Regions from separate parts of the Homo sapiens genome. Here region 2 is linked to region 1. A link is an interaction called in ENCODE POLR2A ChIA-PET data of the cell type or tissue named here. Cell type or tissue: OCI-LY7. All regions are shown on one strand. Region 1 overlaps TANK (TRAF family member associated NFKB activator). Region 2 has its middle 9.8 kb from the start of PSMD14.

Region 1 (5,000 bases):
AATCAGGCTTTATTATTGATGCAAAAATAATCAAAAATGTTTTTGTTTCCCATTCTAGGATATGTTAGATATCAACCTCTCAAAGAAAGAAATGTACATTTTCCTTAACACCTGCTTTTGTTATAGTTGATACTAAAAGTGAAATTATTTTATTCCTTTTATAAAAAATTGGAAAGATACAGAAAAGAAATAAAAATTGTCATTTGAAACCATATTTTTTCTTAAAAATTTTAAGCAATTAAAGTCAGCAAAATAAAATTGAGTTACAGAATTTTTTTTTCCTTTTTTGAGACAGAGTCTCGCTTTTGTTGTCCTGGCTGGAGTGCAGTGGCGTGATCTTGGCTCACTGCAACCTCCATCTCCTGGGTTCAAGCAATTCTCCTGCCTCAGCCTCCCAAGTAGCTGAGATTACAGGTGCTCGCCACCATGCCCGAGTAATTTTTGTATATTTAGTAGAGACAAGGTTTCAACATGTTGGTCAGGCTGGTTTCGAACTCCTGACCTCAGGCAATCTGCCCACCTCGGCCTCCGAAAGTGCTGGGATTACAGGCGTGAGCCACCGCGCCCAGCTGAGTTATGGAATTTTTAAAGATAATTCTGACTAAACTCTTTAACAAGATGTATATTCTCTCATATGTATGTAAGAAACCTAAACTTTAAAAGGCTTCTATTAAGTAAAGAAGGTTAGTTTTCAATGATACATATTTCACTTAACTCCAGTGTTCATATCAAAGACTCCCTTTAAACTTTAGTTACGATCCTTGCATGCAAAGGAATATTTATTTTTAGCTAGCTTAGGCAACTGAGTGTAGTCAATGTTTTATTTCGTTTCGGGATGAGGCTAAATAGAAATATGCTTTTAAAACAGAAACGAGAATCCTTACTTGGATCAATGTAAACCAAGAAGTAAGCCAAGGTGGGATGGGATGGATTGGTAGAGGGAATATAAACTATGGAATAGGTATAAATGTTAGCTTGATAAAATTCACTACAGAAAAAGGAAAAGTAAGTAGTAGGAAAAAAACTGAAAATAAAGATTCATTTGTCACTTAGATTTTTGAGAACTAAGAATGAAATGTTAAAGGAGGAACTGAGGTTGAATATTTCCTTACCAGTCTACATATACTGAGACAAAAGATGTTATAGTGAAGTCAAGCACTGGATACAGCTGAATCAGGGAGAAAGTGAAAAAAGGGCTGAGACAGAAAAAGATTAAGGTATAAAACAGGACCAAAAAAAAAATTACAAAAAGATATTTGATAAGAATAAACATAAAAGAATAGTACATAAAAGTTTGAGGATAAAAGATAAAAAAATAGAATATTGTATTTAATCTAAAAGAACTTACGGCCATATAAAATCTATGGTTCTCTCACCCTCATTAACATTCCTGAAAATCTAGCAAAGCAAGAGAAACACAAATCCTAGGAGCCTTGTCTGTTCTGTGTGATACAGTGTGCTAGGCAAACCCACTGCCAGTGTGGGAACAACTCCAGGGCAAAATGGGATCCATCCCAGAGTTCTGAAGGAAGTGGCAAGAAAATAAACAATATAAAAATAAAATTAAACACCCTAATTACTTCCAAGTTCTTTATTGGGTTGTGGTTTAACATAACCCATCCCCACAATCTCTACTGATTCAATGCTACAATAAAACATATTGTTCAGAAAAGGTAAAATCCTTTGCCAGTACTGCCACAATTACTGTAATTTCAATTCTATCAAAGTTAATTTGTAGAATGAGATGAATACTTTTCTACTATCTGTCTTCTAAGTCTTTCACTTTGTATTAGGTACCTTTTGCATATATCTTTCTGATTTCTTTAAAGGGAAGAAATATTTAATTGTGGACATGCTTTTTTAATGCAAAATAGAAACTGCATAACTTCAGTGAGCAATTTAATTAAGATTTCTCACACTCCTTTCACTCTTTCCCCAAACACTACATTTAAAATGAACTGATCTGTGCTGTGCATGGTGGTGTGCTCCTGTAATCCCAACTACTAGGGAGGCTGAGAGGGAGGAGTTTGAAACCAGCCTGGGCAACACAGCAAGAACTCATCTCAAAAAAGAAAAAATGAACTGATTTGGAAAAATCCTTTAACTACAAATTTAGTGTTATGCCACTACACCATGAAGAACAGAAGCTATCTTCTTGAAAATAGCTATTATTTAAGCAATTTGCATGTATTACTTATTTAACTGAAATCACAAAAGCTGCTTATTTTGAGATGGAGGTCTTGCAACGTTGAGCAGACTGGAGTCAAATTTCTGGACTCAAGCAGTCTTCCTGCTGCAGCCTCTGAAGTAGCTGGGACTACAGGTGCACGCCACTGCACCTGGCAAGCCACAAAATCTTCTGAATTACGTATTTAATTATGATTTTTAAATTTGCTTTGAAGAGATCAAATAATTTGTGTATAGTTTGGCAGGCGGAGTAGCTGTGATTGGAACACAAGCCTTTTTGCCCCAGTAGCTTTAACTACTTAGCCATAATGCTTGGCTGCTGGAGAAGCTAAGTGGTACAGTTATCCAGCATAGGGTTGGAGATAAAGAATGGTTACATTTACATATTGCACCAAGGCAAACTAATTTTAAGATTCTAAAATCTTCCTGTCATACAATAAAAAATATATTTATCACTGAGAAGCAGTTACAGGCCATGTTTTGATGCTTAAATATTGCCCAGGGTGGGAGGGGAAACCTTTGGTATAGCCTTTTTTTTGCTGCGTTCTCAAGGATGTATCGTACAAATAGAAATGTACATCCAAAAATAACTTAAGATAGATTTACTCAAGTTTTGCCAAACGAGTCACTTGTTAACATAGGCAATTTGGCAGTATTTTCTTTGACAAAATTTCATAGTATTTCTCAAACTTGGCATAGAAGTTAAGCATTTGACAAAGCATGACAATGGGTGGAGTACCCTACTGGTTAATTCTATCCTCTCTGGAAAGCTTAACTCCCTTCCTGCCTCCCCAGCTATCTTTTAATAAAAGACTGGGTATAGTTATAGCAGCTGATAAAGTCCTTGTCTGATAATTTCAGTGTCTGAATCATCTTAGGGTTGATGTCTGTTCTCTTATAACTGGGTCATATTTTCTGGGTTCTTTATATGTTGGGTGATTTTGGACCACATCCTGACCATACTCAGCCAGAAAAAAACCAAAAAACTAGACTTTAGGAGCTCAGATTCCATTGTGGAGGAGTGAGCACCTAACAAACCATTCTTCTGCAAATAACAGTTACAAACTTTGGACAACACACACACACACACACACACACACACACACACACACACACACAAACCAACTACCTGAAAACACTGAAGACTGAACTTTGCATATATTGGAGGAGAGTAAAAAATGTGTAGTAAGTAATTGGCTTAGAGTGCATTCCCAGTTTTCTATGGTTTTGTCCTGATGATGGCCACACTGCAGTAGAGGCACAGTAGTGGCTGAAATTCCAGTAACAAAGCCCACTAACATTCTGGCTGGAAGAACCAAGAAGGAGAATGAGATCATAACCATGGTCACCAGAGAGTGAAGGAAAGGAGCCCTAGAGAATTTGAGAACCTTAAATTCTGAGTTTAAATTCAGCCCAAGTCTCTGGCAGTCTCCAGGTTGTGCGAGGCTAAAAGCTTTGCAGCTAAAGCTCTAAGGATTGAATGGAGATTGGAGCTGCCCCTCTCCATAGGAGTGACACTTACCCTGAGCTAATCAAGTTCACTGCCTGTAAAAACAAAACTACCAATACCCTTCACCACTCTAGAAAACATTTTGTCTGTTTCTTAAAATAAACAAACAAAAAAACTCCAAACATGTAAGTACTATATGACCCAATGAATGCACTCCTGGGCACTTCAAAATTTATGTTCACACAGAAACCTGTATACAAATGTTTACAGCAGCATTCCGTCTATAAAGTAAGAAAAAGATAGGAAGCACTTTCTCCTCTGAAGCCATGATTATATCACCTAAAAACGGTTATGGTAAATGAAATGGCTCATTCAAAACTCTCAGTTTTAGCTTTCAGTTTACATAATGTTCTCCCAAGTGACCTAGAATAATTGTGGCTCTTGTCTAGAAATTATCCTTTTTCCATTAACATCTTGTAGAAAATTTAACTTTACGTATCTATGCACACATAACCAAGATAAAGGCAAATAAGAACTTGTCTTCTTTTCTGTTAGCATCAAAAAATCTTAGGGCAGGAGAAACCCTCAAGAAACTGAGGTTAGGCCTTTCCTGAGTAATAAAATTCCCAACTGGGGGCCTCACCAACTTTTTTTTTTTTTTTTTGGCCAAGAAAGAACTTAGTAAAAAATAAACTACCAAGACCTAGTATATTCTTCATGTCAAAGGGGAATGAACATTTATCAAAAAGAAAAAAAGTAGGAAGAAGAGTTTTAGATTCAGCTTTATCAAAAAATTATCACTTTATGCTTACGGCTCAGGATAAGATGAGAAGCAAGAGCTGAGGACAGAAGTGAGGAGTCTCAGGCTGCAGCACAGGTAAAAAAGAGAAAGCAGGAGAGAATGTTCAATTAGCAGAAGCAAGAAGGAAAGCAAGGAGATTCACTGTGGCCATTTGGCCGTCTAGCAGACATACGGTCCAGATGTAACTTCTAGAGAATACAGACAAGTCAGTGGCTCCCTATAATATTATTAAGATAAAATGTAGAGGGAAACATGCTGTCTTTAATGTTAAATAGTCAAGAGAAATTAGGAGCAGAAATAACAATGAGTAAATCCATTAAATATGGAATTACTTAGAGGAAACTAAGCTTAAATGCAAAAATCACACTACTATTGACAAACATAACAGGAAAGAGACAATAAAAGATGCTCGTCTTAGAATTATTTGTTTCCAAAAGGGACTTATCAGGGAGGGAGACAAAAACCACAGGTTAATGACAATGCAGAATGTGTGGAAACTGCTATACAATAGTTTTATTAGGATTCTAAGATATATAGCTTAGAGCATAAGTATATAGAAAG
Region 2 (5,000 bases), 80 kb before region 1:
AAATGATCACAAATTGGTTTGCCTTAAAGTTCAGAAACCAGTATATTCTTTATTTGTTGTGTTTTTGAGACAGAATCTCACTCTGTTGCCCAGGCTAGAGTGCAGTGGCACCATCTTGGCTCACTGCAACCTCTGCCTCCTGGGTTCAAGTGATTCTTGTGCCTCAGCCTCCCAAGTAGCTGGGATTACTGGCGCACACCACCACACCTGGCTAAGTATTGTATTTTTAGTAAAGATGGGGTTTCACCATATTGGCCAGGCTGGTCTTGAGCTCCTGACCTCAAGTGATCCACTCGCCTCAGCCGCCCAAAAGGCTAGGATTGCAGGCATGAGCTACCGCACCTGGCCCAGTATATTATTAAGAAAAAAAAAAAAGAGGGTGACTATATTACAAAACAATTTTCCTCTTTACAAAAAGATGTTGAATGAAAAAAACATTAAGGAAGACACAGAAAATAGCATTCAATCTACAATAGAAAAAGGAAACTGGTATCAGATTATTATTAAAACAAAGATTTTATGTGCCTTTATTTCCTCTACTCTACTTTTTTGAGAAGAATATCTCAGCCCCTCTTCCTCTGTCACTCTTCACCCATTTCTCTTCTCACGCTACAGGGCTCCATGGATTATTTCTTTCAGGCTTAAAGTCTGAATTACCATCTACGTGCTGAAGACTTGCAGATTTCTATTGTCTGTGCATCTCTCTTCTCCAGACTTTTCATTGTTACATGGCTGTCACTATTTATCTATTCTCCAGTTGATGGACATTTGGGTTGTTTCCAATTTTTTGCTATTATGAACAATGCTGCTATGAATATTCTGTGTGTCCCCTGGTGTGTCAGATCAAGAGATTCTCAAGAATATATACCTAGAAGTAAAATGGCTAGATTCTAAGACAGACATGTCAATTTTACTAGATAGTACCAAATTGTATTCCAATGTGATGTTCAAAATATCTGATTACTTTGTGCCATCACTAACAGTGTTGTTAGACTTGTTTATTTTTGATAATCTAATGAAAATAGAGTGATATATTGTTTTAATTTGCATATTTCTAATTACTAATAAGATTGAATGTGTTTCATATTTGTTGGCCATTTATATTTTTTCTTTTCTGATATGCCAATTCATGACTTGGGCACATTTTTTCCTCTAGAGTTAGCTATCCTTTTTTGCATGCTTTCAAACTCTTCATTCACGCTTAGTAAAATGAAACTCAATGAGGATATGTTACATGGGAAAGGTAATGTAGTTAGTAGCAGAACTCAAAATTCATAGTAACCAGTATGTGGGATTTGGGGGAGGGAAGCAATTTATATGCAACTAATATCATTTCCTTGTGTGTTACATATTTTTTTCTAAAGTGAACACAAGTGAAATATTAAGTTTCAGTGACACTTAAGATTGTGTTGCCAGGCATGGTGGCTCACGCCTGTAATCAGCAAAGGAGACCAAGGCAGGCAGATCGCTTGAGCCCAGGAGTTCTAGGCTAGCCCAGGCAACATGATGAAACCCTCTCTCTACAAAAACAAAAAATAAGAAAAAGAAACCCAAAAATTAGCCGGGTGTGGGGCACATGCCTGTAGTCCCAGCTACTTGGGGGGCTGAGGCAGGAGGATCATCTGAGCCCAGGGAGTTTGAAGCTGTAGTGAGCCATCATTGTGTCACTGTACTCCAGCCTGAGTGACAAAGTAAGACCTTGTCTCAAAAAAAAAAGAAAGATTGTGTTTGACACTTAAGATTGCATATGATCACCTCCTTTCTGAGCCAGACAGACATGGGCTTTGCAGGCCAATGAGATTGGAATGCTATTCCAGGGATGCTACACTCAGAGTGAGTCTTGAGAAGTCACAGGTCTGTTCATTATATTGGCAAATAACTAAGGAAATTTTCCAAACAAACTTTCCACCAATCCTGGAAACTCATATTTGGGGGATGGAGTGTGGAACTGTGTAGTGTAATAAAGATGCCCATATGAGTCTGATCTGTCCATTATTTTGGATGTATCTACTCATTGTCTAAAGTGATTGAGACACAAAACCAAAATAAAGTGAATTTCTTATTGTCTGTCATGAGTACCACAGGCGGTACATAAGATAATTTCAGATGATTCATGAACATTTTCTGTATTAATGGGAATATACTTATTTTGATGTATAATAGAAAAATACAAAAAGAACATATCAGACCTGTGATATGATTTCTTTTTTTTTCTTTTTAAAATTTTTGAAAGAGGGTTTCACTCTGTCGTCCAGGCTGGAGTGCAGTGGGTGATCACGACTCGCTGCAGCCTTGATCTCCCAGGCTGAAGTGGTCCTCCCACTTCAGCATCCCAAATTGCTGAGACTACAGGCACGAGCCACCACACTGGCTTCTTTTAGAATTTTATATCTAACTTTTATCACCACACTTTATCACAAAGAAAAAGCCACAATAATAATTATTTTAATAATAGAACACATGAATAAAGATGAAAATAATTTGGGGTTTTTAACCTAGAAAATAAGACTAAGGGATGAATTCAAATGAATGCTAAATTATTTCAAGAAAAATACTGAATGTCCTCTATTCCATAGAAGACACAGAATGATAATTATGAAGAGCTTTATTAATTATAAATAAAGAAGGCTTTATCAACTATAAGGATAAAATATAGTATTTCAGGGCTGGGCACAGTGGCACATGCTTCTAATCCCAGCACTTTGAGAGACCCAGGTGGGCCAATCGCTTGAGCTCAGGAGTTGAGACCAGCCTGGGCAACATGGTGAAACCCTGTCTCTACACAAAAATGCAGTAATTAGCCAGGCATGGTGGTGCATGCCTGTAGTCCCAGCTACTTGGGAGGCTGAAGTGGGAGGATCGCTTGAGCCTGGAAGATTGAGGCTTCAGTGAGCCATGATTATGCCATTGCACTCCAGCCTGAGTGACAGAGTGAGACCTGTCACCAAAAAAAAAAAAAAAAAAAAAAAGTGTTTTCGTTCTTAAGAGCTTTGAAAAAAGATGAATGAGGAGGTAACCAATTTTTTAATAATAATGTCCTATCTTCCATTTATTACTCAAGAAGTTGTATAGATGAAAGAAGCTAAAGTACCTCCCCTAAAATTATTAGGATGCAGGGCAGCCAAAGAAAGTAGAAGAGGGGAGAGACCTTACAGCCCAGTATCTCAGGACTATGACTTTTCTTTTTTTTTAAATTTTGAGATGGTGGACTCGTTATATTACCCTTCTGGCCTTAAACTCTTGGTCTCAAGTGACCCTCCTGCCTCAGCCTCCCAAGTAGCTGGGATTACAGAAGCGCACCACCATGAGACCTTTTTTAAAAATATATATATATTTTTTTAAATTTTACTTTCAGTTCTGGGATATATGTGCTGAACATGCAGGTTTGTTACATAGTTATACATCATCACTGGTCATTAGAGAAATGCAAATCAAAACCACAATGAGATACCATCTCATGCCAGTTAGAATGGCAATCATTAAAAAGTCAGGAAACAACAGGTTCTGGAGAAGATGTGGAGAAATAGGAACAGTTTTACACTGTTGGTGGGAGTGTAAATTAGTTCAATCATTGTGGAAGACAGTGTGGCGATTCCTCATGGATCTAGAACCAGAAATACCATTTGACCCAGCAATCCCATTACTGGGTATATACCCAAAGGATTATAAATCATTCTACTATAAAGACACATGCACATGTATGTTTATTGCAGCACTAGTCACAATAGCAAAGACTTGGAACCAATCCAAATGCCCATCAATGATAAGACTGGATAAAGAAAATGTGGCACATATACATCGTGGAGACCTTTTTTTGAACTAACATCAGTGATCACTTGGATACACTGTTTATGTGCCTTATTGCTTAAGACAACTACATCAAATCACTACTGAATGACTTAACAAACTGGTTTTTATTCCAGGATTCAGATAAGTATGGTATTGTCATTTGGTTTTGCTTCAACATGCTCAATTACTGTTTGCATAAAATTTTGCACTCATTAAGAATTGGAGTAAAAAATATTTTTCTTAATTCCATGAAATCCTCAAACTGGGGCCAATTTGAGTGTTGAAGATGGAAGGAGGGTGAGATTGAAAAACTACCTATTGGGTATTATGCTGATAATCTGGGTGACAAAATTATCAGTACACCAAATTCTCTCAACACCCAATTTACCCATGTAACAAATCTGCACATGTACACCTTGAACCTAAAATAAAAGTTAGAAAAAAAAATAATTTACAAAACTAAAAATAAATACTTTAAAGCCAAAAAACAAAAAATAAATAAATAAAATCCTCAAACTGGATTTTTACTCTTAAAAATACTTTAAGTGAGGCCGGGCGCAGTGGCTCACGCCTGTAATCCCAGCACTTTGGGAGGGCCGAGGGGGGTGGATCATTTGAGATCAGGAGTTTGAGACCAGCCTGGCCAACATGGTGAAGCCTCATCTTTACTAAAAAAAAAAAATACAAAAATTAGCTGAGCCTGGTGGTACATGCCTGTAATCCCAGCTACTCGGTAGGCTGAGGCAGGAGAATTCCTCGAACCCAGGAGGCAGAGGTTGCAGTGAACCAAGATCGCACCACTGTACTCCAGCCTGGGTGACAGAGCGAGACTCCATCTCAAAAAAAAAAAAAAAACAAAGTGTATTTTTTTTTGAGATGGAGTTTCACTCTTGTTGCCCAAGCTGGAGTACAGTGGCGCGATCTCGGCTCACTGCAACCTCTGCCTCCCGGGTTCAAGCAATTCTCCTGCCTCAGCCTCCTGTGTAGCTGGGATTACAGGTGCGTGCCACCATGCCCGGCTAATTTTTTCTATTTTTAGTAGAAACAGCGTTTCACCATGTTACCCAGGCTGGCCTCGAACTCCTGACCTCAGGTGATCCACCCACCTCAGACTCCCAAAGTGCTGGGATTACAGGTGTGAGCCACCACACCTGGTTTAAGTATACTTTTAAGCACATTTTAAGAGCAAAATATTTGTGACTTATTGGTTA

The links. Peaks named below come from ENCODE experiments on the same cell type or tissue, not always from the same donor. Only the 100,000 strongest peaks of a DNase experiment are listed, where the experiment ranks them.
Region 2: POLR2A ChIA-PET joins it to region 1 with 5 read pairs; 2 of 35 experiments call an interaction of 5 or more read pairs at or near these places.

What each region holds. Positions count from the first base shown.
Region 1 is chr2:161,215,892-161,220,891 of GRCh38, reverse strand. All of the region lies in intron 4 of TANK (TRAF family member associated NFKB activator), which reads right to left. Among named protein-coding and RNA genes, the nearest start is that of LINC01806, 26 kb to the left of the region's middle. In OCI-LY7, no CTCF peak of the experiment used is centred here; a DNase peak (open chromatin) is centred at 2,321.
Region 2 is chr2:161,296,113-161,301,112 of GRCh38, reverse strand. No RefSeq gene overlaps it. Among named protein-coding and RNA genes, the nearest start is that of PSMD14, 9.8 kb to the left of the region's middle. In OCI-LY7, no CTCF peak of the experiment used is centred here; no DNase peak of the experiment used is centred here.